Linked DNA regions of Homo sapiens: all the other regions are linked to region 1. Evidence: read pairs that join two places in POLR2A ChIA-PET (ENCODE). Cell type or tissue: PC-9. All regions are shown on one strand. Each heading gives the region's core, and the rest is flanking DNA. Links, peaks and the distances in the headings are about the cores only. Region 1 overlaps IL12RB2 (interleukin 12 receptor subunit beta 2). Region 2 overlaps IL23R (interleukin 23 receptor). Region 3 overlaps SERBP1 (SERPINE1 mRNA binding protein 1).

Evidence for each region. Peaks named below come from ENCODE experiments on the same cell type or tissue, not always from the same donor. Only the 100,000 strongest peaks of a DNase experiment are listed, where the experiment ranks them.
Region 2: POLR2A ChIA-PET joins it to region 1 with 5 read pairs; 2 of 35 experiments call an interaction of 5 or more read pairs at or near these places.
Region 3: POLR2A ChIA-PET joins it to region 1 with 8 read pairs; 9 of 35 experiments call an interaction of 5 or more read pairs at or near these places.

The regions. Positions count from the first base shown.
Region 1 is chr1:67,374,093-67,378,092 of GRCh38, forward strand. The region is part of intron 13 of IL12RB2 (interleukin 12 receptor subunit beta 2); the gene reads left to right. Among named protein-coding and RNA genes, the nearest start is that of SERBP1, 54 kb to the right of the region's middle. In PC-9, for the core only: no CTCF peak of the experiment used is centred there; a DNase peak (open chromatin) is centred at 2,469; H3K27ac peaks cover 573 bases.
Region 2 is chr1:67,241,309-67,245,308 of GRCh38, forward strand. The region is part of intron 9 of IL23R (interleukin 23 receptor); the gene reads left to right. Among named protein-coding and RNA genes, the nearest start is that of IL12RB2, 65 kb to the right of the region's middle. In PC-9, for the core only: no CTCF peak of the experiment used is centred there; no DNase peak of the experiment used is centred there.
Region 3 is chr1:67,422,322-67,427,686 of GRCh38, forward strand. It overlaps SERBP1 (SERPINE1 mRNA binding protein 1), which reads right to left. Exons shown (of 8, transcript NM_001018069.2): 2 at 3,814-3,964; 3 at 2,762-2,902; 4 at 2,567-2,656; 5 at 1,879-1,956. Among named protein-coding and RNA genes, the nearest start is that of SERBP1, 5.4 kb to the right of the region's middle. In PC-9, for the core only: no CTCF peak of the experiment used is centred there; no DNase peak of the experiment used is centred there; H3K4me3 peaks cover 538 bases.

The DNA.
Region 1 (4,000 bases), core at 1-4,000:
TAGTTGAGATCTTTTTCAACATTCTGATCTACACCTTGCTTTTACCTCTCAATAATACGTGGTAGAGACCTTTCTACATCCATCCATGTGAACTTATGTCATTCTTTTTTATCATCTCTGTAGTATGGCATCATAAGGGCTTATGGTCATTTGTTGAACAAATACACCATTGATAAACAGAACATATCACTGATCAGAACTGCTTCCCCCTGGACTTGACCCAGAGTCAGTCAGTTCTGAAATGCACCCCAAGAGGTAAGGAATCAATTGATCTCTTCTTCAGCCATCTGGAATTCCTCATGTGAAATTTGCCCCCCAAATAACTTTCATTTTGGCAGAGTTTAAATTGAGATACCTGTTTGCAACCACATGGTCTGTTTATTCTTTTTTTTTTTTTTTTTCATACGGAGTCTTGCTCTGTTGCCTAGGCTGGAGTGCAATGGCACGATCTCAGCTTACTGCAACCTCTACCTCCCGGGTTCAAGTGATTCTCCTGCCTCAGCCTCCTGAGTAGCTGGGATTACAGACATGTACCACCATGCCCTGCTAATTTTTGTATTTTTAGTAGAGGAGGGGTTTCACCATGTTGGCCAGGCTGGTCTTGAACGCCTAACCTCAGGTGATCCGTCTGCCTTGGCCTCTCACAGTGCTGAGATTACAGGCGTGAGCCACCCAGCCCAGCCTCTTTTTTTTTTTTTTTTTTTTTTTTTTTTTAACAGTAAGCCATCTACTTTAATAGTCAAAGCCTCTTGAGTCTGTTGATTCTTAAAGCTGCTCTTATGGATGTTGAAGAAAATGCCTTCCTTATTTTGTCACAAATCTGATGACTCTAAAGCCTGCATAAGGGTATTTAAAAATAAGCTAAAAGGGGAGGGAGAGTGCAGATTCACAGTCCTATTTTATACTAGTTTAGGTTAAATTTTCATTTAATTCAGTAAGTATCTGTTGATGGATAAGACCTATTCCCTATCTTCAACAAGCTCACAGTCTATGAGGGAGATAGAAAAGTACACAAAAGGAGGCTGGGCATGGTGGCTCATGCCTGTAATCACAGCACTTTGGGAGGCCGAGGTGGGCAGATCGTTTGAGCCCAATAGGTCAAGACCAGCCTGGGCAACATGGTGAAACCCTGTCTCTACCAAAATTACAAAAAATTAGCCAGGCATAGTGGTGTGTGCCTGCAATCCCAGCTACTCAGGAGGCTGAGGTGTGAGGATCACTGAGCCCAAGAGGCAGAGATTGCAGTAAGCTGAAATCGCACCACTGCACTCCAGCCTGGGCGACAGAGATGGACTCTGTCTCAAAGAGTGAAAAATAAAAAGGAAAAGTACACAAAAGGGATGTAACTGTCATAATCAAGGACTGACAACTACTTATTGCATTTGGCAACCAGAAATCATTGGTGAATTCACAAGGGCACTTTCTAGAGAGTGGTAGGAGGTGGTAGGTTGAGGAGGAGGGAGAAAGGCAAAGCAGGAAGGTGTTCTGCCTTGATGGCCCCCTCTTACTGGTGTTTCAGCACCATTAACCAGGCAGCAGTATTAAGGGCATATGTGGAGCACAGTAAGGGCAAAAAATGAAGGACCTGCCTTGGCAGAGGAGGGTAAGGTGTAGAGCCAGGGAGGAACCCAGGTATCTGGATTGTAATGAGTTATATGGGTGGTTCTGTGCACAGCCACTCCTCTGGAAGCTTGTCCATATTGCCATGTTGCCATGTGTACCAGTAGAGCCACGGCCAGCACATTTTTCTTTTTCTTTTTTTTTTTTTTTTTGAGACAGAGTCTCACTCTGTTGCCCAGGCTGGAGTGCAATGGCGCGATCTCGGCTCACTGCAAGCTCTGCCTCCCGGGTTCACGCCATTCTCCTGCCTCAGCCTCCCGAGTAACTGGGACTACAAGCACCCGCCACCAAGCCTGGCTAATTTTTTGTATTTTTAGTAGACACGGGGTTTCACCATGTTAGCCAGGATGGTCTCAATCTCCTGACCTCGTGATCTGCCCATCTCGGCCTCCCAAAGTGCTGGGATTACAGACGTGAGCCACCGCGCCTGGCTGGCCAGCACATTTTTCTACTGGAGAACACATTATACTTTGCTACTGCCTAGTAGTGTTTGCCAACAGTCTCTAAGCATCTTAAGGGAAGAAGCCATGGCAATTTGCTCACCATTGTCTCCTCATACCTAGAATACAGCCAGACACATGGTAGGTGCTTCATAAAAATAAACAGCTGAATACCACTCTACGCTTTGTGAAATCCAATGTAGATCGTTAAAAACTTGTTTCCAGTAGCAGTGCAGCTGTTTTGTCTAGTACCACTTGACCTTCCTATCTACAGCTTTTCCAACGACTGGCAACTATCACATCTTCCTACACTGGTGCCTTTATCATTGAATCACCCTGAGTGTAAGTTTTCAGACCGCCAAGGATTGAATGGCCTCTTTTATCTCTGCCAGAGATCACAGCCCAGAGGGAGCAGGACCAGTATTTCCTGCTTGACTTCTTGACTTCTTTCTTCTATTCAGCCTATTTTGCCAACCAAACTGCTGACACCATCATCTTCCTCACTGCCTCTTCCCATAGAGCTTCTATTTTTGTTCTCCTAATATGTGTGCGTGTGTGTGTGTGTATGTGTGTTTGGATAAACTTTATTGGCCCAGCAACCCACACAAATCCCTTCCCTTCTGTTCCAATATCTCATTTCACTCCCAGAGTTAAGGATGCCCTCACAGAGTTGGACAGTTGATTCCCTGACACTTGCTGATGTTCTGCTGCAGCAGGAGGAACAGAAGGTCTCTCTAAAATTAATTTTTTAATCCCCTGTGTTAGGAATAGAGAAAGGGCTTTTTGAGCTCAATCATATAGCTTAAGTCTATGCAAGCAATCTCACCAGGCTAGAGTAGACTTGAGAATTTTCCACAAGGACTTTTCTCAACAGGATGTAAACTATAGAAATTCTGTGATAGTCATGGTGAATAAATTATCTGCATGGGCCTCAACCCCTTTGGGTGGAGTAGAGGTAATATTATAGGACTTCATCTTGCTGATTACCCATAGTAAGCAGGGATGGGATAATGGAAGGGGTCTCTTTTCCCCATTAGATAGTGGACTCTTTGAGGCAGATTCTTTGCTTTTGTATTGTCAGTGCCTTGTCCAGTGTAGGCACTCATATTTATGACTGTTGAAATAAATTCAGCATGCAAGACATCTCTGACTTGCCCTGGAGTTTGTGAGCCAGTATATGTTGAGTATATGACGCTGAGTTCTAGTTTTCCCTGTGATCACCAGCATAGATGAAGTCATCTCAATGAGCTAGCAGGTGTGAAAGGAAAATAAACTCTCAAGACCCCAAACTCACTATGCCAAAAGAAAAGATAAGCTTGGGAGCTGAGTCATGCAAAAACTGCCTTTCTTTTGTTACCAAACAGATAGCTGTAACTTCACATGCTTACTTTATTTTATGTCAAACATAGATTTACTGAGTTCCAGAAAAATGCATAATTGACCCTTTACCCCTCCTTTCACATGTAAAATGTAGATTCACTGAATGCTAATCAAAGCCTCACAAGACCACTTTGCCTCATTGCCTATCTTCCCCACCCCCCACCCATTTTTTTCCTTCCCAGTTTCCCCTCTCTTTCCTTTTTAAATATTGAGGTCCTCAGCACAGGTCACAGATCCTATTGTAATTTGTGTTTCTTTTTCAACCTCAACCTCAAAGTTGGCAAAATGAACCTCAAAACCCACTGAAACTCGGCGGGGTGCGGTGGCTCACGCCTGTAATCCCAGCACTTTCGGAGGCTGAGGCAGGCGGATCACCTGAGGTCAGGAGTTCAAGACCAGCCTGGCCAACATGGTGAAACTCCCATCTCTACAAAAATACAAAAATCAACCAGGCATGATGGCAGATGCCTGTAATCCCAACTACTCGGGAGGCCACGGTGGGAGAATTGCTTGAACTCAGGTTGCAGTGAACTGAGATTGTGCCATTGCACTCCAGCCTG
Region 2 (4,000 bases), core at 1-4,000, 130 kb before region 1:
ACATCCTGTTTATAGGAGAAAAACAAAACCTGGTCTGTTCTAGGATCTATGTGTTTCCTTAAAGTCTTAGTTTGACTTTGTCACATTTAGCATGAACAACTCCATTTTGGTTTGGTTTGGTCTGTTGGAGTCTAGTGCATGAGCTCAGTCCAAAACAATGGCCTCCCATAATTTCGTTTTAAAAAAAAAATCCCCCTTTTTGGTCAGGTTCTCACTTAGGTGACAGTGTGACCAAAACCTAGGGCCTCAGTGCCACTCTCAGTTACCATCATTTTGGGTTTCTGTTCTCAGCATGTAATTCATAGGTTATGGTGTCCTGATGGTCACACATTTCTTTTAGCTCTTGTTATTCCAGTTGAAGAGAGACCATTTGACATTCTGGAGATGGCTGCTTGTAAACATTTAAAACCTTTGAGAGAATACAGCATACCAGGGAGATTACTATTAGGACTATTGGGAGAATAATACTAAGAGTTTGGGTTATGTTCCTTACCCAGGGTCCTCATAAACCAAACCAAACCATCTAAAAATCAAATAGATCAAAGAATGAGCTACATGAAGAGTCTACTCACTTAAGTGATTTTTTTCATTAATCCCCTACAACTGAATCACTATAATACCCGATGTTTTCTCCATACATCATAAGTGCCAGCAGCTGTTTAGCCAATACTTTTCGGTTTGGCCAATTCTATTATTTCGCATAACTTTCACAAGAGAATTTAAAGTTTTTTGTGTAACCATAGGCTTTACAGTAGAATCTGCTATAGAACCTATCATGAGGGATACATTTCTAATCAGTGCCTCTTTTACTTCAAACTATGGAAAAAAGACCTAACAAATGATGCCCTGCTAGAAGAGTGAAGGCCTCCTGGCAATGTTCTCTTTAGCCCATGATGTGGCTTAAGAGGAATGAATCAATGTTCTGTTTCTGACTGACTATGAGGCAATATATGAACCCTTAAAATTTCTCACCTGCATTGGGCCTTCATCTTTTATCCATCAAAGTATAACATTATCCATGTATAAGGCTGGCTGCAAAATCCTTCACAAATAAACATATACCCCATAATACACACATAACAGACCCCCTTTTCACTTCTATTGTTCATAGAGGCATAAGCAAGAAAAAAAATATTCAAAGTTAAGAGTCTCATGATAGTAGAGAAGTCTTAATCCATGATTTTAGGATAAGCTGTTCACATTAAGGACGCTGTCTTCTTGGGAGAAGCTGTCCTGGTTAGCTTTACCTTAAGGGTTCCGATGGGTGTGGAGGGACCCTCCTCAGTTGTGAGATTATGAAAGTTGTGGGATCTCTGAAACCAAAAGTTCAAGGTCCCAAAGTTTTGCTGTAGTGTGGATGGCAAGGACAGTCTTTCTCTAATGTTCTCAGAAGATTCATTCTTTGGGTTCTAGATTGTGAAGGGGTTGATTGTCCTCAGTGAACCATAAACAGCTTTTTTTAACTATGTAAAAATGTACTGCAGCATAATAATCTACTATTATAACATCAGTCTTCTTGCATGGGAAAGCTTTCATACAACCAGAAAACATGCATTGAAAGTGACAATTGAATGAAATCCCTTATAAATATTTAAATGTCCAATCAGGTAGCCAAATGTACCTGAAGCTTTGATTGTTTTCCCAGGAATATGGGTTTGACAAGCCAAATATTGTTTATAACTATTTTAGTAGTTTATAAGTCACCACACAAACATATTTAATTTGGATCATTTTATCTTTTCCATTACAAGTCGTAAAATGCAGAACTTTTAATAATGAAAGCCTTAAGGACTCTGGAAGGATAAGGTGGCTGTCTTGGTTCTCCACGAGTCCATGCTTAAAAATGGACTTATGTCCTCTTGAATACCAGTTGTTTCTCCAATTTAGGTGCATAGCACTGATAACTGATGGGTTATCATAGGTAATTTGGCTTAGATCATGGAGTTTATTCAAATTGTATATCTAAACAATTTTAGTATTGGCTGATTTAGCATGCGGATTTCTCTTTTTTTTTCTTATACTGTAAGTTCTGGGATACATGTGCAGAACATGCAGGTTCGTTACATAGGTATACATGTGCCATGGTGGTTTGCTGCACCCATCAACCCGTCATCTACATTAGGAATTTCTCCTAATGCTATCCCTCCCCCAGCCTCCTACCCCTTGACAGGCCCCAATGTGTGATGTTCCCCTCCTTGTGTCCGTGTGTTCTCATTGTTCAGCTCCCACTTATGAGTGAGAACATGTGGTGTTTGGTTTTCTGTTCTTGTGTTAGTTTGCTGAGAATGACGGTTTCCAGATTCATCCATGTCCCTGCAAAGGACATGAACTCATCCTTTTTTATGGCTGCATAGTATTCAATGATGTATGTGTGCCACATTTTCTTTATCCAATCTATCTTTGATGTGCATTTGGGTTGGTTCCAAATCTTTGCTATTGTGAACAGTGCTGCAATAAACATACATGTGCATGTGTCTTTATAGTAGAATGATTTATAATCCTTTGGGTATATACCCAGCAATGGGATTGCTGGGTCAAATGGTATTTCTGATCCTAGATCCTTGAGGAATTGCCACACTGTCTTCCACAATGGTTGAACTCATTTACACTCCCACCAACAGTGTAAAAGCATTCCTATTTCTCCACAGCCTTGCCAGCGTCTCTTGTTTCCTGACTTTTTAATGATCTCCATTCTAACTGGCATGAGATGGTATCTCATTGTGGTTTTGATTTGCATTTCTCTAATGACTAGTGATGACGAGCTTTTTTTCATATGTTTGTTGGCCGCATAAATGTCTTCTTTTGAGAAGTGTCTGTTCATATCCTTCACCCACTTTTTGATGGGTTGGTTTGTTTGTTTTCTTGTAAATTTGTTTAAGTTCCTTGTAGATTCTGGATATTAGCCCTTTGTCAGATGGGTAGATTGCAAAAATTTTCTCCCATACTCTAGGTTGCCTGTTCACTTTGATGATAGTTTCTTTTGCTGTGCAGAAGCTCTTTAGTTTAATTAGATCCCATTTGTCAATTTTGGCTTTTGTTGCCATTGTTTTTAGTGTTTTCATCATGAACTCTTTGCCCATGCCTATGTCCTGAATGGTATTATCTAGGTATTCTTCTAGGTTTTTTATGGTTATTAGGTCTTATGTTTAAGTATTGAATCCATCTTGAGTTAATTTTTGTATAAGGTGCAAGGAAGGGATCCAGTTTCAGCCTTATGCATATGGCTAGCCAGTTTCCCAACACAATTTATTAAATAGGGAATCCTTTCCCTATTGCTCGTTTTTGTCAGGTTTGTCAAAGATCAGATGGTTGTAGATGTGTGGTGTTATTTCTGAGGTCTCTGTTCTGTTCCATTGGTCTATATATCTGTTTTGGTACCAGTATCCTGCTGTTTTTGTTACTGTAACCTTGTAGTATAGTTTGAAGTCAGATAGCGTGATGCCTCCAGGTTTGTTCTTTTTGCTTAGAATTGTCTTGGCTATGTGGGCTCTTTTTTGATTCCATATGAAATTTAAAGTAGTTTTTTCCAATTCTGTGAAGAAAGTCAATGGTAGCTTGATGGGGATAGCATTGAATCTATAAATTACTTTGGGCAATATGGCCATTTTCATGATATTGATTCTTCCTACCCATGAGCATGGAATGTTTTTCCATTTGTTTGTGTCCTCTCTTATTTCCTTGAGCAGTGGTTTGTAGTTCTTTTTGAAGAGGTCTTTCACATCCCTTGTAAGTTGTATTCCTAGTTATTTTATTCTCTTTGTAGCAATTGTGAATGGGAGTTCACTCATGATTTGGCTCACTGTTTGCCTGTTATTGGCGTATAGGAATGCTTCTGATTTTTGCACATTAATTTTGTATCCTGAGAGTTTGCTGAAGTTGCTTATCAGTGTGAGGAGTTTTTGGGCTGAGATGATGGGGTTTTCTAAATATACAGTCATGTCATCTGCAGAGACAATTTGACATCCTCTTTTCCTAATTGAATACCCTTTATTTCTTTCTC
Region 3 (5,365 bases), core at 746-4,745, 49 kb after region 1:
GACCAACATGGAGAAACCCATCTCTACTAAAAATACAAAATTAGCCGGGCGTGGTGGCACATGCCTGTAATCCCAGCTACTCAGGAGCTGAGGCAGGAGAATTGCTTGAACCCTGGAGGCAGAGGTTGCAGTGAGCCGAGATCACGCCATTGCACTCCAGCACAGGCAACAAGAGCAAAACTCCATCTCAAAAAAAAAAAAGAAAAAAGAAAAAGTTTAGAAAACATCTGCCCCTCCCACCCCCCAACTAACTTGAATATGCTTCTGGTTAGGAATCACTGTCCTAAATAACCTGTAATCCAAGACTTTAAACCACAATACTGTAACAAATAACTGGCAAAGTAAACATGATTTTAGGTCAGGCGTGGTGGCTCATGCCCGTAATCCCAGCACTTTGGAAGGCCAAGGCGGATGCATCACCTGAGGTCAGGAGTTCGAGACCAGCCTGGCCAACATGGTGAAATCCTGTCTCTACTAAAAATACAAAAAATTAGCTGGGCGTGGTGATGCATGCCTGTAATCCCAGTTACTCGGGAGGGTGAGGCAGGAGAATCGTTTGAACCCAGGGGGCGGAGGTTGCAGTGAGCCAAGATAGCGCCACTGTTACTTCAGCCTGGGCAACAGAGCGAGAATGTCTCCAAACAAAACAAAACAAAACAAAACAAAACAAAACAAAACAAAACACCATGTAATTTTAAAAGCTAGTGAAGGGCTGGGTGTGGTGGCTCACACCTGTAATCCCAGCACTTTGGGAGGCCAAGGAGGGTGGATCACCGAGGTCAGGAGTTCGAGACCAGCCTGGCCAGCTGGTCTAAAAAATATAAAAAATTAGCCAGGCATGGTGGCGGGTGCCTGTAATCCCAGCTACTCCAGAGGCTGAGGCAGGAGAATCGCGTGAACCCGGGAGGCGGAGGTTGCAGTGAGCCGACAGTGCCACTACACTCCAGCCTAAGCAACAAGAGTGAACTCCATCTCACACACACAAAAAAAAAAGTTAGTGAAGGGCTGGGCAAGGTGGCTCACGCCTGTAATCCCAGCACTTTGGGAGGCCAAGGTGGGTGGCTTGCCTGAGCTCAGGAGTTGAAGACCAGCCTGGGCAAAATGGTGAAACCCTGTCTCTACTAAAAATACAAAAATTAGCCGGGCCTGGTGGCAGGCACCTATAGTCCCAGCTACTTAGGAGGCTGACGTGGAAGGATCATTTGAGCCCAGGAGGCGGAGGGTGCAGTGAGCCAAGATCACTCCACTGCACTCCAGCCTCGGCAACAGAATGAAATCTTGTCTCAAAAAAAGAAAAAAAAAAAAAAAGATAGTGAATAACATACTCTGATCTTTGCTCTCTTCATACATTTAAAAACAGGCCAGTAATGCTATGTTCCAAATTCTACATTGGAAATAACTTCAAGATAGAACTAATGTTAAAATGGCCACATTTTCTAGTTTTAACTATCTCAAAGTAAAATTTGTACAGTTGTATGACAATGGTAAAATGACTAATCAAACAGAAATAACCACATTAAAATATTCTATTTTTCAAAGCGTTAGAGTCAAATATATACACATAAACCACTCTTTTAAGGGCTGGGTGCAGTGGCTCATGCCTGTAATCCCAGCACTTTGGGAGGCCAAGGCAGGAGGAACGCTTGAGCCCAGGAATTGGAGACCTGCCTAGGCAATATAGTGAGACCCTGTCTCTATTAAAAAAAGAAAAAAAAAGCATTCTTTCAAATACTCTTTGAGGGATGAGGGTACAGTAAGTCTCCCTTGTCAAAAACAAAAAGCCATCAAGTAACAGCATTAAATCTATGGGTTATCTTATTGGTAAAACTCCAGTGCTTTCAATTCTGGGTCATTACTATTACACGCAATACCACTTACTTATTTTCAGTGTCTGCCACTGGATGATGTTCTTCACCTTCAGGTGTTTCCTCAGTCACATTTGATTGATCCAAGTCACTGTAATTATAAGATATTTGTTTCTGAATGTATTTGGGGGACTCTCTAAGGAAAGAAAGAAAAAGAAAGGCATCTAGGTCCATTTACATGTAGCTGAAAAGTTCTTCATACAAAAATACCATAAGCTCTCACATTCTCTAACTCCTTTCTTACTAAATATACTCCCCAGAAGACGTCGAAAAGTAAACAATATAAACTAGTTAGTTCATATACTTCATACTTAAAAAGTAACAGAACAAGGCAGTTAATTATAAAATGAAGCTTTACTAGCTTATCAAATTTTGTAATGACAACAAAGTCAAAAGCTAGAATAGGAACTATTAAGGACACTAAGATAATCAGAATACCCAAATAACCTTATTGTGGGGTTTCAGGAAAAGCTACAAATACATATGGGGGGGAAAAAATGAGTAACAAATATATCGAAATATTAAAAAACCGGTCATTCAATATACTATAACCCAAACCCATCCCATAAGACATTATCTTGTAATATAGTAACTCTCAGAAGAGAGCATTCATTCTTATCTCAGAGACAAGTAAAATTTGACAGAGGTATGGATTAACCTCTAGTTAGGTATAGAATTTTTAAGAAAATCAGAATACCAACGTTAATTCGTCTTTGACAGTTCCCCAGTTGTGAGATCCGCTACCTCCACGTTTGTCCTCGTGCTTCAGGCCACTGTAATGTGAAAAAGAACTAACAAAACTGAGTTAACATAATACTCTTTAGTTCTAGAAATTCAAAGTTTGTTTATTAAATAGATTAAAATATTAAAGTAAAATAAAAACCAGTAAGACTTACGATCTATCACTTCCACTATGCCTATCAAATTCACGTTTGCCACGAGAATCAAATCCATCTCCTCGGCCCATTCCACGTCCACGGCCCCCTCGACCTCTTCCAAGACCACCACGACCTCGAATAGGTCGGTCAATAATCGGTCTATAATATAAACAAATAAATTATACTTCCATGGTTTCCAGAAGAAATGAGGAAAATTCATCCAAAAGATCAAAAATACAGAACATGTTTACTGGCTCAAAAACCAATAGTTAAATACATACACTTCAGAAAATTCAAAATAGTCTGTTTCTAAACACAAAGGAAACCAGAACAAGACAGCCTCCCAAAACAAGAAAACTATTTTAGCACTCTAAAGCATTACTACCAGTGCATATACTTTTCCACTGCTATTCATTGCACATATAATCCAGTCCATCACTATTTACCAATACACTTAAAAATTAAACACATCTAACTTGCATAAGTAATTTATTTGCTATAAACAATAAACCAACAGTATTTTCCTTCAACTAACAGTATTTTCCTTTTAACTCTGTATCTGGAGAGAGAAAGAAAAAGAAATTGGTTATCAATTCAACAAAGTGTTTCCATTACAAGAGACCTAAGTTTGAACTGTTACCCAAAGATCTAAAGCTTAACAATGCACACATACAGATGTTTCTGTGAAAAATTAATAGAAACAATTAGCCAGACTGCTACCTGGCAATTATGCCCAATTTATAGCTTAACATTAAAATGTGACTCTATAAAGTAACAAAATATGAAGACTTCTTTGGTTTACGCCTGTAATCCCAATATTGCAGGAGGACAGCTTGAGCACAGGAGCTCAAGACCAGCCAATGCAATATATATAGTGAGACCTCAGCTCTACAAAAAAAATTAGCAGTGTGGTGGCGTGACCTTGTAGTCCGAGCTACTCAAGAGGAGACTGAGATGAGAGGATCATTTGAGCCCAGGAAGCAGAGGCTGCAGTGAGCCAAGCTTGTACCACTGCACTCCAGCCTACATGTTAGACCAAGACCCTGGCTCAAAAACAAGAAACAACTTACCTATCAACTGAAAATTCGCCTCCTTCACCCTTTTCTTCAAGTGGCTTTTCGAATCTTCGTTCACGAGGTGGTCGCCTTTCTGGTCTTCTATCAATTATTTTCCCTTCACCCTGAAGTTGTTGATCAGGTCTTCTTCCAACTCGTCTTATTCCTAAAACGATAAGATAACCTGCATAAGCAAATTATTTTTGCAATCCAAAAACTTTAGGCCTGGACTGTCAAAAGCTGCTTCTCTTCCAATCCACTACCATTTCCTGTTGGAAAAAAGCAAACACTGGGCAACTCTAATGTGTAACAAAGTACCTTAGGAAAACTGCCATTTAAAGACAATAAACCTTCCAATCCATACCACCGACTAAATACATAAATAAATAAAATAAAAACAATAAACTTATTTTAAACTTCTATTTAAGTTTGCCAAGTTCTCCCCCTCAAAAGCATTTTCTATAACTGACTTGGAAATCATTTGGGCAACCATTATTCCCGTCACTTTCCAAGATAGTCTCTTAATAAAAACTTTTAAATTTAAAAAATTTTAGGCAAGCAATACATTTTGGCTTTTAAAATACCAAAGAAAATACCAGCAGCCATTCATAAATAACCAAGCAAATCAACACACTCACTAGATATGGCCCCTCACAAAAGTGAGGGCCGCACTATGTTATTCTATCTAATCTGAAAAAAAAATGCAATTAAGACTCATAATTCTATAAAATTACAAATCTGAAAGGAAAATATGGCATTTAGGATTATTAGAGAACATCACTTCAGTTTAAAACAGCCATTTAACCAGAAAAAGTGTCATCTTTTGGTCTTCTTAGCTACAGGCACACAAAAAGGGCCATCTTCCCCTATTAAAGTTTAAAATTTTATAGCATGTAAGTGTATATATGTTTGTACACACTCCCACATCCCTAAGTACTTCCAAGTTAGGAAACAGTTACTTATTATGCATGGAGAGAGTCCTCTAAAAAATTTGCCCTAACAACTATCTTTATTTTCAAAGAATCTTTAAAAACCAAATACACACACGTTAAGACCGCTTTTAAGCAACATGTAAGAAATAAGAAAACTTGTGACACTAAGTGATAGCTGAAGCATTTACTAATTTCCCCCTTTACTACTTTTTTCCTGTAATGTCTGAAACCCCACAAAGGCAACCAATTTAAATTATTGGTGCCCATAAGGATCAACAGATTGATGGTTAAATTAATGACTTTAAGATTGTTGGTATGCTCTAATTCCCAATTTCTGACAAAGTCATAAAGCAGCTGAGGAATTGGTTTTACAAGATTTTAAGCTGCTTCACTTTGGTTCTTTCTAAGAAAGTAGAACACCATCAAGACACACCCAGTTGTTCTGCTGCCTGTTAACTGGAGCCAAACAGTAACTATCAATCTCTTCAATAGAATTTTGAAGTTCATTCCCTGTAAATACTCAAGATAGACTACAAATATTAGACCTTACACCAAGGTATTTAAATAAATGTCATCAGTAATAAAGTGCACTGGGGTGGAGTTATGGAACCAGTCCTTGCAATAATATCCAAGCC